2 separate regions of the Homo sapiens genome follow, and region 2 is linked to region 1. The links are chromatin loops, found by intact Hi-C in ENCODE. Cell type or tissue: gastrocnemius medialis. All regions are shown on one strand.

What was found. Hi-C counts contacts between places; a loop is a spot of excess contacts. Peaks named below come from ENCODE experiments on the same cell type or tissue, not always from the same donor. Only the 100,000 strongest peaks of a DNase experiment are listed, where the experiment ranks them.
Region 2: a loop joins it to region 1, with 10 times the contacts of the local background. A loop is called at or near these places in 25 of 110 quality-filtered maps.

The regions. Positions count from the first base shown.
Region 1 is chr12:113,309,040-113,317,039 of GRCh38, forward strand. SLC8B1 (solute carrier family 8 member B1) reads right to left here. Exons shown (of 16, transcript NM_001358345.2): 9 at 7,903-7,962; 10 at 7,487-7,617; 11 at 6,296-6,437; 12 at 1,195-1,316. Among named protein-coding and RNA genes, the nearest start is that of MIR6762, 22 kb to the left of the region's middle. In gastrocnemius medialis, a CTCF peak has its summit at 3,651 (motif pointing right); no DNase peak of the experiment used is centred here; H3K27ac peaks cover 513 bases.
Region 2 is chr12:113,909,007-113,917,006 of GRCh38, forward strand. RBM19 (RNA binding motif protein 19) reads right to left here. Exons shown (of 24, transcript NM_016196.4): 21 at 5,963-6,079. Among named protein-coding and RNA genes, the nearest start is that of RBM19, 53 kb to the right of the region's middle. RefSeq lists an enhancer at 1,398-1,898. In gastrocnemius medialis, a CTCF peak has its summit at 3,885 (motif pointing left); a DNase peak (open chromatin) is centred at 3,881.

The DNA of each region.
Region 1 (8,000 bases):
AGACAGGGTTTCGACATGTTGGCCAGACTGGTCTCAAACTCCTGACCTCAGGTGATCCACCCGTCTCGGCCTCTCAAAGTGTTGGGATTACAGGCGTGAGCCACCACGCCCAGCCAAAATGAAAATATTAAGTAAACTTTTTTTTTTTTTTGAAACGGAGTCTCTGTCACCCAGGCTGAAGTGCCATGATGCGATCTCATCTCACTGCAACCTCTGCCTCCTGGGTTCAAGCAATTCTCCAGCCTCAGCCTCCCGAGTAGCTGAGATTACAGGTGCCCGCCACCACGCCCAGCTAATTTAAGTAAACTTTTAAGGAAAAAGTCTCTGGACAAACCCCTAAATATTCTTTAGAGTGCCTAGACTAGGGAAAATGGAAAAAGACACCCACAAAGGCCATCCCATTCTATCCCTGGAGTGTCTTTAGAAACCCAAGGCTGGGCACAGTGCCTCATGCCTGGAATCCTGGCACTTTGGGAAGCCGAGGCAGGAGGATTGCTTGAGGCCAGGAGTTTGAGAGTAGTCTGGGCAACATAGTGAGACCTCATCTTTACAAAAAACATACAAAAATTAGCTGGGCGTGGTGGCTTGCGCCTGTAGTCCCATCTACTTGGGGGGCTGAGGTGGGAGGATGGCTTCAGCCCAGGAGGTCGAGGCTGCAGTGAGCTATGACTGTACCACTGCACTCTAGCCTGGACAGCAGAGGGAGACCCTGTCTCAAAAAAAAGGAAATCACATATTGTAGGATTCTATTTATATAAAATGTCCATGATAGGCAAACCCATAGAGACGCGGAGTAGAGTCGTGGTTGCCAGGGGCTATGTGGGGGGTGGGGAAATGGGGAGTGACTTATGGGCATGAGGTCTCTTTTTGGGGTGATGAAATTCTCTAAAATTGATTGTGATGATTCCACAACTCTGTAACTATAATAAAAAACATTAAATTGTATACTTTAAATGGGTAAATTGTATGGTATGTGAATTACATCTCAACAAAATTAAGCTATTACCAAAAAAAAAAAGAAAAAAACCCTGTATAGATACAAACACTCTCAAAAGCAGCTTTAAAGTTCGGTTACCTGTCTTTGTGTGACTCCTGATCAAACTGGTCAAAGTGCCTCAGAGATGCAGACAGGACATCTGTGTGGGAGACATCAGCATCCCTCCCCCCCCATCTCGGAGAACCCGGGCTTCTTACCCAGTGAAGCCTGGGGGGCTGGCTGTCAGATGTGGCAAAAAAGGTCACTGAAGCCAAGGCTGTGCCTGCGATCACCACCACGACCCAGACGGGAACGAGGCCGCCTATCTCATAGACACCATCTGCAAAGGGAGAGAAAGGGAGCTGATACCTTCCCAGCACCTCAACACCCACTTACAATGGACTATTTGGATGTCAGGTAGACACTTCCTATCTGCCCAGCCCTGTCCTAGACACTTCATGGGGGCAGAAAAATTTAAAATGCAGCCCCTGCCCTCAAGTTAGTCACATTTGAAAGAAAAAGAGAGACACACAAAAAAGACTCTCTCCAGCCTGTTGCTGTGGAACTAGGATAGGAATGGCTATAACCACTAACACCACCACCCTCTTCCACCTTCATGGCAGACATCACTAATCAAGCACAATACTTCCATCCAACTGCATTTCCAGGCAGCTCCCTCCAGCCAGGCATTACCAGTAGATGGCATCGCTCCATGAGATGAACCTGACAGTCAAACCCAGCCTCTTCACTGAGAGGTACCCAAATAAGTCCACTCTCCATTAACAAATATGAAGGTTCCAGAGGCTTCATATTAAACACCAAAGGGAGACACCCTAAGGTGAGAACACTCTAGAATTCTCCACACATCACCCTTTTCACCACTAGGAGTTGGTACTGGTCTTAAAGACGATGAATAGTTCAAATGTTCATATACCTGCATCAAGACCCTTCTTTTGTTCTTTTTTTAGTCTAGCTCATGGCTCCCAAATGACAGGGGGCTTAAGAATTATGTGAGGAGGCCGGGTGTGGTGACTCATGCCTATAATGCCGGCACTTTGGGAGGCCACAGCGTGCAGATCGCTTGAGCCCAGGAGTTCGAAACCAGCCTGGGCAACATGGTGCAACCCCATCTCTACAAAAAATACAAAAATTAGGCCGGGCACGGTGGCTCACACCTGTAATCCCAGCACTTGGGGAAGCTGAGGCGGGTGGATCACCTGAGGTCTGGAGTTCGGGACAAACCTGGCCAAGGGGCGAAACCCCGTCTCTACTAAAAATATAAAAATTAGCCGGGGGTGGTGGCACACACCTGTAGTCCCAGCTACTCAGGAGGCTAAGGCAGGAGAATCACTTGAACTCAGGAGGTGGAGGTTGCAGTGAGCTGAGATCGCACCACTGCACTCCAGCTTAGGTGACAGAGCAAGACTCCATCTCAAAAAAAAAAACAAAAACAAATTAGCTGGGCGTGGTGGTGGGCACCTGTCGTCCCAGCTACTTGGGAGGCTGAAGTGGGAGGATCACTTGAGTCCCGGGAGGTGGCGGTTGCAGTGAACCTAAATTGCATCACTGTACTCCAGCCTGGGCAACAGAGTGAGATCTTGTCTCAAAAAAAAAAATTATGTGAGTGGGCTGAATACACAAAATTGTGTACACAATATGTTATGAGTGATTGTCAAGGGGGATTTTTTTTTTTTTTTTTTTTTTTTTAGACAGGGTCTCGATGTATCAACCAGGCTGGAGTGCACTGACACAATCACAGCTCACTGCAGCCTCAAACTCCTGGGCTCAAGCCATCCTCCCACCTCAGCTTCCTGAGTAGTTGGGACTGTAGGTGTGTGCCACTGTGCCCAGCTCCTGAGATAATTTTGCCAGCATGGGGTTTTTACCTACAGTGCCAGCTTTGGATCCAGACACCTGGGCTGGAAGTCCTTTCCATGTATTTGCCACTCCTGTGCTAGAGAAATTTTAGGAGGTGGCTGGGGCGTGAAGACACTGAGGATCTGAGCTGAGTGTTAAGCAGAGAGGGGTGCAAGGGCTCTGTGGGAAGAGGGGAGTTGGGTAAGATGGAATCAAGCAGATCAGGAATAGCACAGAAAAGGCTGTAGGAGGCAGTTGGCTCAGAGTCTCAGAGGCCTTGGCTGGGTGCGGTGGCTCACACCTATAATCCCAGCACTTTGGGAGGCTGAGGCAGGAGGATCGCCTGAGGTCAGGAGTTCAAGACCAGCCTGGCCAACATGGTGAAACCTCATCAGTACTAAAAATACAAAAATTAGCCAGGTGTGGTGGCACGCACCTGTAATCCCAGCTACTTGGGAGACTGAGGCAGGAGAATCATTTGAACCTGGGAGGCAGCGAGTACAGTGGGCCAAGATCACACCACTGAGCAATGACAGCCATGGACTTTTCCCAAGAAGTACTGGGGAGCCATGGAGGTCTTTGAGTGGGGGAGTGACCACAACATATGAAAAGCAGCACTTTATAAAGATGGCTCTTGGGGGACGCCTAGAGATGGGGGAGGCTGGAGGCTGCTGCTCGGGAGGCTCACCTTGAGTCACAGCACCCCTTCAGGCTGGGAGCCAGTCCAGGGGTTTTCTCTAGACAGTGCTCAGCCCAGACGGGGGTCAAGAGTGCTTTAGCCAGAACCAGTCTTTCCCCAGGGTGGACCTGCTACCACTAGGTGGTGTTAACGCCATGTGGTGAAGATACTACATGCTGCAGAACCGTGACTCAGGAAAGGGATTCCTTCTTCAGTTCTATCATTGTATCAAGGAGAAAGTTTCCATTTGGTGCTAATAGGACTTGAACATCTCAAATACCTGCTCTTCTCCCTAGTACAGGCTTCCAGCTCATGGGCTTGACTTAGGAGGACCGAGTAAGGTGGTTTACTTTTTTTTTTCTTTTCTATTTTGAGACAGAGTCTCACTCTGTCGCCCAGGCTGGAGTGCAGGGGTGCAATCTCGGCTCACTGCAGCCTCTGCCTCCTGGGTTCAAGTGATTCTCCTGTCTTACCCTCCCAAGTACCTGGGATTACAGACACCCATCACCATACCTGGCTAGTTTTTGTATTTTTAATAGAGACGAGGTTTCATTGTGTTGGCCAGGCTGATCTCGAACTCCTGACCTCAAGTGATCCTACTGCCTCAGCGTCCCAAAGTGCTGGGATTACAGGCGTGAGCCACCATCGCTGGTCGGTGGTTTACTTTTATTGTGTTTATTTTTGCAGTTACCTTAAATTTATTGGAAATGATGCAATTCTACTACAGTTTCCTATTGATGCAGGTGACACGGTTTCCTTTTCAACAAATTTGCCTTAAAAAAAAAAAAAAAGTCTGAAGCTGGGTACAGTAGTGCATGCCTGTAGTCCCAGCTACTCAATGGAGCCCAGAAGTTCAGGACCAGCCTGGACAATACAACGAGCTGATTTAAGAAAAATATCAAATGTGGCCAGGCGCAGTGGCTCATGCTTATAATCTCAGCACTCTGGGGGAGCCGAGGTGGGTGGATCACCTGAGGTCAAGAGTTTGAGACCAGCCTGGCCGACATAGTGAAACCCCGCCTCTACTAAAAATATAAAAATTGGCCGGGCATGGTGGCGGGTGCCTGTAGTCCCAACTACTCAGAAGGCTGAGGCAGGAGAATTGCTTACCCTAGAGGTGGAGGTTGCAGTGAGCCGAGATCGTGCCACTGCACTCCAGCGTGGGTGACAGAGTGAGAGTCTGTCTCAAGAAAAACAAAGAAAAATATCAAATGTAATAGTATAGAGTAAGAGCAAAATTGAGAAGATGGTCTGTGAATGACTGATGTGTGGGAATCACTCTTTTAAGAAGCCACAACAAATACAAAAATTAGCCAAGCATGGTGGCAGGTGCCTGTAATCCCAGCTACTCGGGAGGCTGAGGCAGGAGAATCACTTGAGCCCTGGAGGCAGAGGTTGCAGTGAGCTGAGATCATGCCACTGTACTCGGGTCTGGGTGACAGTCAGACTACGTCTCAAAATAAAATAAAATAAAAATAAATAAATAAATAAATAAAGATGCCACAACGCTTGTGAAAGCAAGTCCCTGGATTTGCCCTGGCCTGAAAGGCAAGGCTTCCCCGCTCCGTAGAGAATGGATGGAGAATGGAGGGCTGTGATGAACCAGACGGCCCTAGTGGGTGGCCCTTTTCAGCTCTGAGTCACTCTCTATCAATCATCTCTCCTCCTATCTCCTTCCCTCCATGTCTGCATCCTCCCACAAACCGGGGGAGAAATTCACAGGGAATGTGGCAAGGAGGCTGTTTCATCCCGATGGAGTTTCATCCCGACACTGTTACAGCACACAACACCATGCCCAGCCATGCATCTGCACCAGAGTCCTACCCCCACCTCCAGGCGAAGCCCCTGGGCTGAGGGGGAGGAGCCTAGATGATAGGAAACAGACAGCATGAGATACTAAAGTTAGACAACAGGAAGAAATCTGGGTAGCAGAAGTTAGAAGACGTTGGACAAGCCTGGGCGTTTCCTCAGCCAGAGCAGGACAAGAAAGAAAAGGACATTCTGGGGCAGATGGGGAAAATTCAAATGCCAGTGGGGACCAGCCAGGTCACATAAACGAGGGAAGGGGCACCCAACAGGCAATGGAGGGGACTGTGATGATTTAGGCCACAGGCACCCCATAGGGGGTGCCCCTTCTCTGCTCCAGCCAGTTTTGCCTTCAGGAATGTGGCCCAGATCTTGAGAAGCCAAAATCCAGATTTTAAGATAAAATCCCCCAATTTTTAAATGCAGGCAAACAAGCTAGAGGGCTGGATTTGGCCCTGGGGTCACCTGTTTTGCAGCCTCCATCTGGGGCCAGCAAGATTGGATCAACTGACTGCAGGAGGTCCCCTGGGTGAACTTCCAGGCTGGTGTCCCTTATGGCACAAGCGCATAGTAAGCGCCTGCTGTATATCCAGGTTTCTGCCTCTAGCCCAAACCTCCCTCACGTGGTTGAGAAGAAAACTCCACTGGCTGTGCACGGTGGCTCACGCCTGTAATCCCAGCACTTTGGAAGGCCAAGATGGGCGGATCACTTGAGGTCAGGAATTTAAGACCAGCCTGGCCAACATGGTGAAACCCCGTCTCTGTGAAAAATACAAAAATTAGCTGGGCGTGGTAGTGCACGCCTGTAATCCCAGCTGCCCAGGGGGCTTAGATGGGATGATTGCTTGAACCCGAGAGGTGGAGGGAGGTTGCAGTGAGCTGAGATCGTGCCACTGTACTCCAGCCTGGGTGGAAGAAAACTCCAGAACGTGGGAAGGAGTAGGAAGGTGGGTTGGCCCGGGGTAGGGGATACTCACAGGTCCCCGACTGCAGGGTCAGGACCACAACCAGGGGGCTGATAACCAGATGCAGACAGTTGAGGGGCCGTTTCCAGTTCTGGTCATCCTTGTCCGGGTCCACGACGGGGACTGTGAGGAGCAGCAGGAACTCCACAGGCAGCTGTCAAGGGGGCAAAAGTGGGAGGGTGTCGGCAGGGAAGTCTGAATCCCAGCCGGCCACAGATGGACTTCAGTGACTCAAGAGCTCGGCCGTTCATTGCTGAAGCACTGACTGTGTGCGGGTTCCAGGCTAAGTGCCTGGTTGCCTCTGGCTACTGGGACAAATGACCACAAACAGTGACTGTCAATAGCACAGATGTATTCTTGGACAGTTCTGGAGGGCAGAAGTCCTGAAGTCAAGTTGTCAGCAGGGTTGTTCCTTCTGGAAGCTCTAGGGGAGACTGAGGGTCCTTCCAGCTTCCAGGAGCCACCTGCCTTCCAGGCCCCACATCATTCCACCCTGTGCTCCTGTCGCCACTTCTCAGTCTCTGACTCTGACCCTCCTGCCTCCCTCTTTCCTTGTGCCAACCCCTGTGATGACACTGGGCCCACTGGATAAGCCAGGCTCATCTCAGATCTTTAATGATGGCTGGATGCGGTGGCTCACGCCTGTAATCCCAGCACTTTAGGAGGCCGAGGCGGGCGGATCACGAGGTCAGGAGATTGAGACCATCCTGGCTAACACGGTGAAACCCCGTCTCTACTAAAAATACAAAAAATTAGCCAGGCGTGGTGGCGGGCGCCTATAGTCCCAGCTACTCAGGAGGCTGAGGCAGGAGAATGGCGTGAACCCGGGAGGTGGAGCTTGCAGTGAGCCGAGACCGCGCCACTGCACACTCCAGCCTGGGCAATAGAGCGAAACTCTGTCTCAAAAAAAAAAAAAAGATCTTTAATCACATCTGCAAAGGCCCTTCTACCATAAAGGTAACATACTCCCAGGTTCCAGGGGTTAGGATATGGATGTCTTTAGGGGCCACTAGAGGGCAGAGCCCCAGGTCAAGCCATCAGCCAAGCTCCACGCCTCAGTTTCCCCATCAAATCACAAGTCATGTATTCTGAGAGGGTCTCAGTGGACCCCAGGCCCTCCCCCTCGTAGAGCTGGAGAGGGTAGCGTGGCCACTGTCTTGCTGCTGTCAGAAGGCTGTGAGCCTGGCTCCAGGACCCTCCTACCTTGAACACCTTGAGGGCTTTCCAGTATGCTGATTTCCTTCTCCACTTCATGTAATCCAGGGGATTGAGGGCCCGGACCAGGATCTGAGCCGTGGTCTCCTGGTAGAAGAACAGCGGCCGGTACTCATCACCTGTGTGCAGGGGTCGGGTGGTGAGGTGTGCCTGCGGCTGACTTGCTCTCCAGGAAACCTTCCCCGCTCCATCCCACCAGTCCTCCCAGCCCTAAAGGAGGAGACAAAGCCCAGTACTCGGCAGAGGGCAGACAACCCTGGCCCTTGGCTCACCTGAGCTGCAGTGAGAGGTGGGGCCGATTTGGAGCCTCATTCCTGGAGCCCAGGTCTTGGAGGGCCCCATCTTTCCACCCCCAGCCTTTCCCTGTTACCGCCACCCTGGCTGGGCACAGGGCACGGACTCACCGTAGTCATAGCTGTTGGTATTAGAAGATACCCGGTCCTCCTCGGAGTCTGAGAGGATCTCTGCAGGAGAGAGGCCCAGTTACATACAGAACCCAGAC
Region 2 (8,000 bases), 600 kb after region 1:
GCAGCTGGGGTGCAATGGTAACGGGACTGCAGGACCGCAGGACAGGCTGAGCTACCCTGGACAGGGGTCAGGAGTTAGTCAGTGGAAGAGTGTGCTGGCGTGTGCTGAAGGCCTCATTTTATTCTATTTTTTTAGAGAGAAGGTCTCACTCTGTTGCACAGGCTGGGGTGCAGTGGCCTGATTATAGCTCACTGCAAACTCAGACTCCCAGACTCAAACAATTTTCCTGCCTCAGCCTCCTGAGTAACTGGGACTATAGGAGTGCCACACAGTTCAGCTAATTTTTGTATTTGTTGTAGAGATGGGGTCTTGCTATGTTGTCCAGCATAGTCTCGAACTCCTAGCTTCAAAGGATCCTCCTGCTTTGGCCTCCCAAAGTGCGGGAACAGACTTTTAGCATTTGCTACCCTGGTGATGGCCATGCGGGCGATTTTCTCTCAGGGGCCAAGCTCAAGGAAAAGCTAATTGCCCAAAGCCCCAACCAAGAAGGTAACTCTCTCACAAATGTCCACCTGACTCCAATGGCTGGAAGGCAACGTGAACCACCTGTCGGTAAAAAGGAAGGGAGGGAGCGGTGAAGGAAGAAAGCGAAATCGGGTCTTGACTGTGAACCTGTGGATGTCAGCTTCCCACAGAGAAGACAGCGGAAGCTCACAGGTGGAAAGTGAGCCGGGGGACTCTGGAGTACTGTGTATATGGACAGGCTAAGCGTGAGCCACCCAAGCCTTCCTTCTCACCTCCAGACCCACTTGACTGTCTTCCTAAACCTAACCCCAAACAGTGTTCCTGACGTGGCAGACCACCAGAAGGAAACACAGTAATAACAGCTACGCTGGCTGGGAGCTTTTCATGAGCCCGGCACTACGCTAGGCGTCTCACATACTTGACTCATCTTTTATCACCCAGCTGTCAGGCAGGGCTTTTCATCCCCATTTTACAGATGAGGAAAACTGAGGCCCGGAGAGCTAACATGACATAGCATAGGAAGGGAGAGAAGTGCATTGAATCCACAGATTTATCACCAGAACTGACTCTTCACCATGACTTGACCTGGCCTGGACTTCAGAGCTGCCTAGACATTCCCACGCCATCCTCAGAGAGGCAGGTCTGAAACGCGCTCCTTAGCAGTTTCCACAGAGGGCCTTAGTGATGATCATGACAGTGACAGACATGCTCCCATAAACACCTCCCTCCTTTAGTCAGCCTGTCCACCCACCCTCTCCCTGAGCCTTTCACCGCCTGGGCAGGGAGGCAGGGGAGGCAGACACACTCTTCATTCCCACCCTGCAGGCGAGCAAACTAAGCCTGGCCAATGGCCACTACACCCAGGCTCCAAACTTCCCGATTCTTCTACTGGTTCACAGGCAGAACTGGCTATATAGTTGGCAGGGCCTGGCGCAAAAGAAAAATCCAGGACCCCTTGTTCACACATTACTAAGAATTTCAAGATGGTGACAGCAGTGCATTTAACCAAGTGTGAGGCCAATCCTGTTTGCAGAACCTCCTTCCTGGAAGATGGGGGGTACTGCCTGCCAGAACCCAGGTGGCTCAAACAAGGCTGCCCCATGGACTATGACAGAAATGGGCAAGCCGAGGGTCCATCTAGGAATAGCACCGTTACTGTCTGTACCCTAGTTTCTTCATATAGAAGGCAGGTTTAACAACAGTCTTACCATGTTGGGCTGCTGTGTGGACGAACTGATACAAAGACTGCGTGGCACGTGGTTCACCCCATGTCCCATGCCTCCCCGATGCCTGTATTAGCCAGCTCTGTTTTTAACACCACTTCCAGCTTTTGAAATGGGGGTGGAAATAAGACCCTCTCCACCAAACGCTTGAGCTCTGCATACAGCTGCTGTGTATCAGCAGGAGAGCCCCAAGTGTAAGCTTCATTTGCATGTATACACTCAGGCCCGATCCAGGCCCTGAACTGCCTCTCTGCCCTGGGCACTTCCTGGTGGAGACAGGGAAAGAGGAAAATAAACAACATGGCAAAACACACATGTGCAACATACCTACTCCAGAGCAAACCCAGATGGGGTGGCGGTGGGGGGGGTGGGAAGCCCAGTCTCCACTTCCTTCCTTCCTTCTTTTAGATCCATACTAACCTAAGACTCTGGGCACCTGCCGGGTGAGCTGACCACTGGCCATTTCCGTCCTTGTTTGAGTGGTGGGGTGAGAAGTTTGTGTGTACATGCATACTTGCACAGTCTGGGACACCCCTATTTGTGTGTCTTCCACATTTCCTTTTGGGGGATAAAGGGGAGCTGGCTCAGCCTGTCCCTCAAGGTCCTTCCTGACTCTCTACCCCAGAACACAGACGAATGGGGCAGAAATAGAGGATTACAGGATTACAGCCTTCCTTTACAGAAGAAAAAACAAAAACAAAACAAACAAACAAAAAAACCAGGAAAACGCTGCCCAGGACCTTCAAGGCTTCAGCACTGCCGTTGTGGACCTGGGTTCTGTCTATAAACTCAGATTCAAACCCTGGGTTCAAATCCTGGCTCCACTGGTTTGGTGCTGTTGAACACCACAGTCAACATTTATTAACTACCTGTTACTCTGCCAGGGGCTGGATTAAGTGCCTCATTTGTACAATCTCATTTAATCCTTATAGTCCTTGAGGCCGATGAGCAGCGTGGTGGCCTGAGGCATCTGATGACCCAGTGGGTGGAATTTGGGCTCTGGAGCTGGTTTCTTCACTGAGAAACAGAGACATGAAACTACTTTACCGGGCCACGGTGATGAATGGGCCCCCAGAAACATGAGGCACTGCAGCGCACGGGGCCGGGGACATGAGAAAGAAATCAACACTCACACGTATTACCACAGCATCATCACAAATTAGTGTATGTTATCACTAGTGTTACTACCACTAGTTTATGCCAGGGGAAACTGAAGTCCGAAAAGAGAGCCACAGAGAAGACGAGAATCGCTGTCTGCAAATCCACTGCTGTGCCTCTCTCTGAGTTTCCAAAAGCATAATCCTTGAGTCACCCTAGACAGTGATCCCACAGAAACATGGAAATGCAGTGCCTCCTGATGCCTGTCTGGTTTAACCCAAGGCTGGTTAGTTAAGGGGCTGGAGTGTGGTGCACTGAGGCCCGAGTGGAAGGCTGGTGGCCTCCGGGAAGGGCCCCAGGCACTGCTGCCTCGGGCTAGGAGGCTGCCTTCTCTCCCCTCCAGCAGGCGGGGTAGCTTGAGGCCCTGCCCAGAGAATGCTCTCCGGAGCCCTGCACTCTCACCTGCACACCTGTCCCACTGGCTGTCCCTGTCAGTTTCCTCTCTGGTCCCCCACAGAGAGACCTGAGTCTCTCCTGAAATGGCTACATGCCTCGTGCCTAGCACAGTGCCTGGTATAAATGACACACTCGCTGTCATTTGGTCCCACTGGAATGATCTGGAGGAAGACAGTTCCTTCTAGACCCAAGAAAACAGGCAGCAGAGAGGAGTGGCTCCAAGCCGGGGCTCTGGGTTAGGCTGACTTAGATCCAAATCCCCATTCAGCGGCATGGTCCCAGGCAGGACACTCCATCTCCCTAGTTTCCATCTCCAGTTTCTGTCTGGGTGCAAAAGGAATGACAGCATCCATCCCTCGCAGGGCTGCTGTGCGGCTTAAAAGAGGTGATTCTGCACGGGAAGGCATTCAAGCTCAGAGCCCCGCACACAGCAAGCGTGTAATAAAAGGGAGTTGTGATTTTTACTACACCTGGTAGGAGAAACCCATAGAACCTGCCTGCCCAAATGGACCAGCTTGGTTCCCCGAAACCCTGAAACCTCCCCCTGGCTAATGACCTTTACCGGCCAGTGGCTTTGTCTGAAATCCTGTCTGGGGCTTCCCTGGACAATCTTGAAGTCCCTGAGAAGGCTCACAGCGACCCCTGCTGTCTGCAACGAGGAACTGCCTTACATCCCCAGCCGGAGTGAACAACAATAGCAGGTACGGCCCTCCAAGAAGGTCTTACGTTTCCAGGGTTTTAAGAAAACTCTCATCAGAACAATGGCAAGGAGAAGAGTCACCACATGTAATTATGTTCAGTGGACACTAATTCCCTGTCTTCTAAAAATAAATATAATACATGAGATCACACAAAGTGCTCTCTCTTCCCTTGTGGTCTTTTGTTTCCCCGGATAAGTGTCATCCTAAATATACTGCAGAACCAAGTGAAACTGTCATTTCAGCGGGATATTATTTCCCGATCAACATGCGCTCTTCTTAGCAAGCCCGTTTTAATCTGGCAGTTCTTAAGTTGGACTCCTTTTAAAAAGCAGAGCATGTTTAAACAAGCAGACATACCGAGAGGCTAAGGATATGTACCTTCCTGGAGGGACGACTGATCAGTCGAGGTTTAGGGAAATGGGAAACCTCCCCCCAGGTCATGACCCCATCTCGCCAGGCTATTCCTGCTGTGCAGGATACCCGGAGATCATAGCTAAGATCCTGCTTCCCAGATACTGGCAGGATTGGTCTCTGCCTCAGATCCCAGCTCACCACACACCACATCTGTTTATGAACTGAATACTAGTGTATGATTTAGAACAAACAGAGGGGAAAAGGAGGACAAAGATATCTGAAGTTCCCCACATGACTTCTTATTCTTCAAACTACAGAGTGAGAGCAAAGAAGGTAGATGCCACACAAAGATAATTGTTTCTCATCTCCAAAACACAAGGCTGATTTTGTAACCACAGATTACCTTGCAAGATGCTAACTGGCAACTCTAACAGAGGCTTCACTCTTGGACCCTTGTGCAAGTGTAGAATGAACGAACGAGACCTAGTGTCTAGAATCCTAAATGTTCACCCACGCGCAGGCCATGGTGCTGCAGGTCCCCCGAGCAGTCCTGGATCCCACCGAAGCCTCAACAATGTGTTTAGGTGAAGCTGACTTCATCTGCCTTTGCATTCTGAGAGCTAGATGGTCTCTCTATTACCCTGCCCATGCCTTGGGTGGGGGGGCCTTGGCTTCAAGCATTCCCCTTAGGCCCTGATATGAGGACGTTTCTTTCATTCATGGCTTGGTGCTGGGTGGTGCCTACCTAATCTGAAAAGCCAAACACTGTAACATGGCAGCGTAGGGATCACCAACTAGGGGCCCTGGGGCAGGCCAGACTTGTTTTGTTTTTAAAAAGTGAATTAGTTGCTGATGAATTCTCCTTAAGAATCCACATGGCTGGTTTCTCTTTCAAAACATGGGAACTGGTCTTACGAAGCCTGAGTTCCTGCATGGCATCCCAGCTGGATGACCAGAGAGAGGCCCGCCTGCTGCTCAGTCCCCACCCAGCCTGCTGCCGTTACCGGCTGGGTCCCTGCGACAGCTGCATTTTCCACCCCTGTGCAAGCAGGTGCTGACGGACTGCTTTATGTGTGCAGGTAATTCGCCTTCATTTCCATAGAGTCATTTAGGCCACTGGTCCCCAACCCCGGCTGGACATTAGGATCCCCTGGGGAGCTTTTAGCAAAACACCGATGTCTAGACCCCACTGTTGAAAAATGGAATCCAACTCTCTGGGGGTGCAGCCTCGGGAAAGGTGTATTTTAGCCATTGCCAGGTGGCTGGAATGTGTGGCTAAGGTGGAAAACCAGCACCTTAAACCAAAGGGGTAGCCTGGATGGAGGAAATTTCAAGCAGATCATGGGTAGGGCTGGGTTTTAGCCACTGGGGCCCCTGCCCCTCTTGCACGTTGTGGATGGGGACAGGGAAGCCTGCCTGCCCTTTCTCCATCTGCCTCGGAGAGGGGGAAGCCTGGCTGTTTTGACTTTTTTCCTGCACAGTGCTCTGGGGAGCCACATCTGAGATTAAGGGAGATAAATCAAAAGCAGCCAAAAGATGACCTTTGAAAGACCACTGTGCCGGCCTGCAACGGAACCATCCAGGACCCAAAGGCCATCTTCCCTGAGACTCGGGCAGGCTCCCCGCCCACACGCCAGTCCCCTGGACTAAACCTGAAGTTCTCACCTGAAGAGCTCTCGGATCTCCCGGCTGTGGGCCTGGAAGGGGATGTTCCGCACCAGGATCTTGGAGGTGGTCTGCTTTCTGGGAACTTGTTTCTTCCGAGCCAATGTCACGGCTGGCCTGGAGTGGTGGGGGGAGAGGGTCCAAGTTATTCGGAGCTTCAGCAGCTCCTGCCCAACATTGACTCCACTACGCCTCCATCAGAATATTCAGGTGATGGATTCAAGGAGTGTGCGTGGGGTGCGGGACCAACGTGAAAGGAGAGGAAGGCCGTCTCCCACCAGGTGATAGGACCCAAAACAGCTGCAGACGTCAGGGGGACACATCCGTGCTTGGGTGGCTGCTGACCTTCATTTGAGAGACTCCGGGGCCACCAGGGACTTAAGGAGCCCCGCTAAGGGTGGGGCTGGTTTCTCACCAAACCCAATCTCCATTGTGTCTTTCTCTCCAGTTGCAAAGAAAGACCCCAGTTGGTTTCCAAAGGTCTTGTGACACTTCATCAATAACCCGAGGAGGAACATGCGGGGGCCTAACCATGCAGATGGACCAGGTGGCGAGCAAGGACACTCTCAGCCCAGGTTCAAGGCCATCCCCAATGCAGTGCTACCTGGCCTGTCTCCCTGCTCTCCCAGGGAAACCTCCCACTCCACCAAAACAGGGTAGGGAAGTGAGCAAGGCTGGGAGTTAACAAGCTGGGTGTGAATGCCAAATCCGACACTTAGGATCTCTGCGATCTTGGGCAAGTAACATGGCCGCTCTGGGCCTCCATTTCTTCCACTGTAGAATGGGTGTAATGATAGGCCCACCTAATTTGATTGTTTGAAGATTTAATAAGCAGACTCAGCACTGGACCCAGAATGTGGTAAACATTCAATAAACAGCAGCTGTTATGATAATGACCATGTTAGGACTTACCTCCTTCAGGCCTGCTCCACGTCACCTCCTCACAGGCCTTCCCTGTCTCCATTAAAATGGCAGCCCCCTCACCCACAGCCCCCAGCTTCATTTCTCTTCCTGGCACTGATCCCTGTGCTAGTACATTATACATTTAATCATGTTTCTTTTCTTTTTTTTGTCTTGTCATTCTGGGGCTATGCTGTCTCATATGGCAGCCACCAGCCACATGTGGCTAGTTGAATCTAAATTAAAATGAAGCAAAACTAGGCTGGGCATGGTGGCTCACACCTGTAATCCCAACACTTTGGGAGGCTTAGGTGGATCACCTGAGGTCAGGAGTTCAAGACCAGCCTGGCCAACATAGTGAAACCCTGTCTCTACTGAAAATACAAAAATTAGCCAGGTGTGGTGGCAGGCGCCTGTAATCCCAGTTACTTGGGAGGCTGAGGCACGAGAATTGCTTGAACCCAGGAGGCGGAGGTTGCAGTGAGCTAAGATCACACCACTGCAGTCCAGCCTGGGTGACAGGGTGAGACTCCGTCTCAAAAAAATAGAAGCAGCAAAACTACAAATTCACTTCCTCGGTTGCTGGGGTATCAGGCTCCAAGATGGTGCCCAGTGATTCCTGGCTCTTGGTGTTCATGCCCTGGGTAATCCCTTCCCATGCTGTATCAGGGCAGGTCTGGGTGACAAGCAGCATACAGCAGAGGGATGGTGTGTGAATTCTAAGACTAGGTTGTAGAAGACATTGTGGCCTCCTTCTTCCCCATTCTTGGATCACTCACTCTGGAGAGACCCGCTGCCATGCCATGGGGACACTCAAGCGGTCCCAGAAAGAGATCCCCAAGGTGAGGAACTGAGGACCCCTGCCAGCAGCCATGTGAGTGTATCATCTTAATGACAGATCTACCAGCCCCAGCTGAGCCTTCAGATGACTGCTGCCCTAGCCGACATCCTGACTGTAACCTCATGAGAGACCCTGAGCCAGAATTCCCAGCTAAGCTGCTCCTGAATTCCTGACCCATGAAACTATGAGATAATGTTTTCTTTTCAGCCTTTAAGTTCTGGGATACTTTGTGATGCAGCAATAGATAGCTAAAACAGTTGCACTTGCCATATCTCAAGAGCTAAATAGCCATGTGTG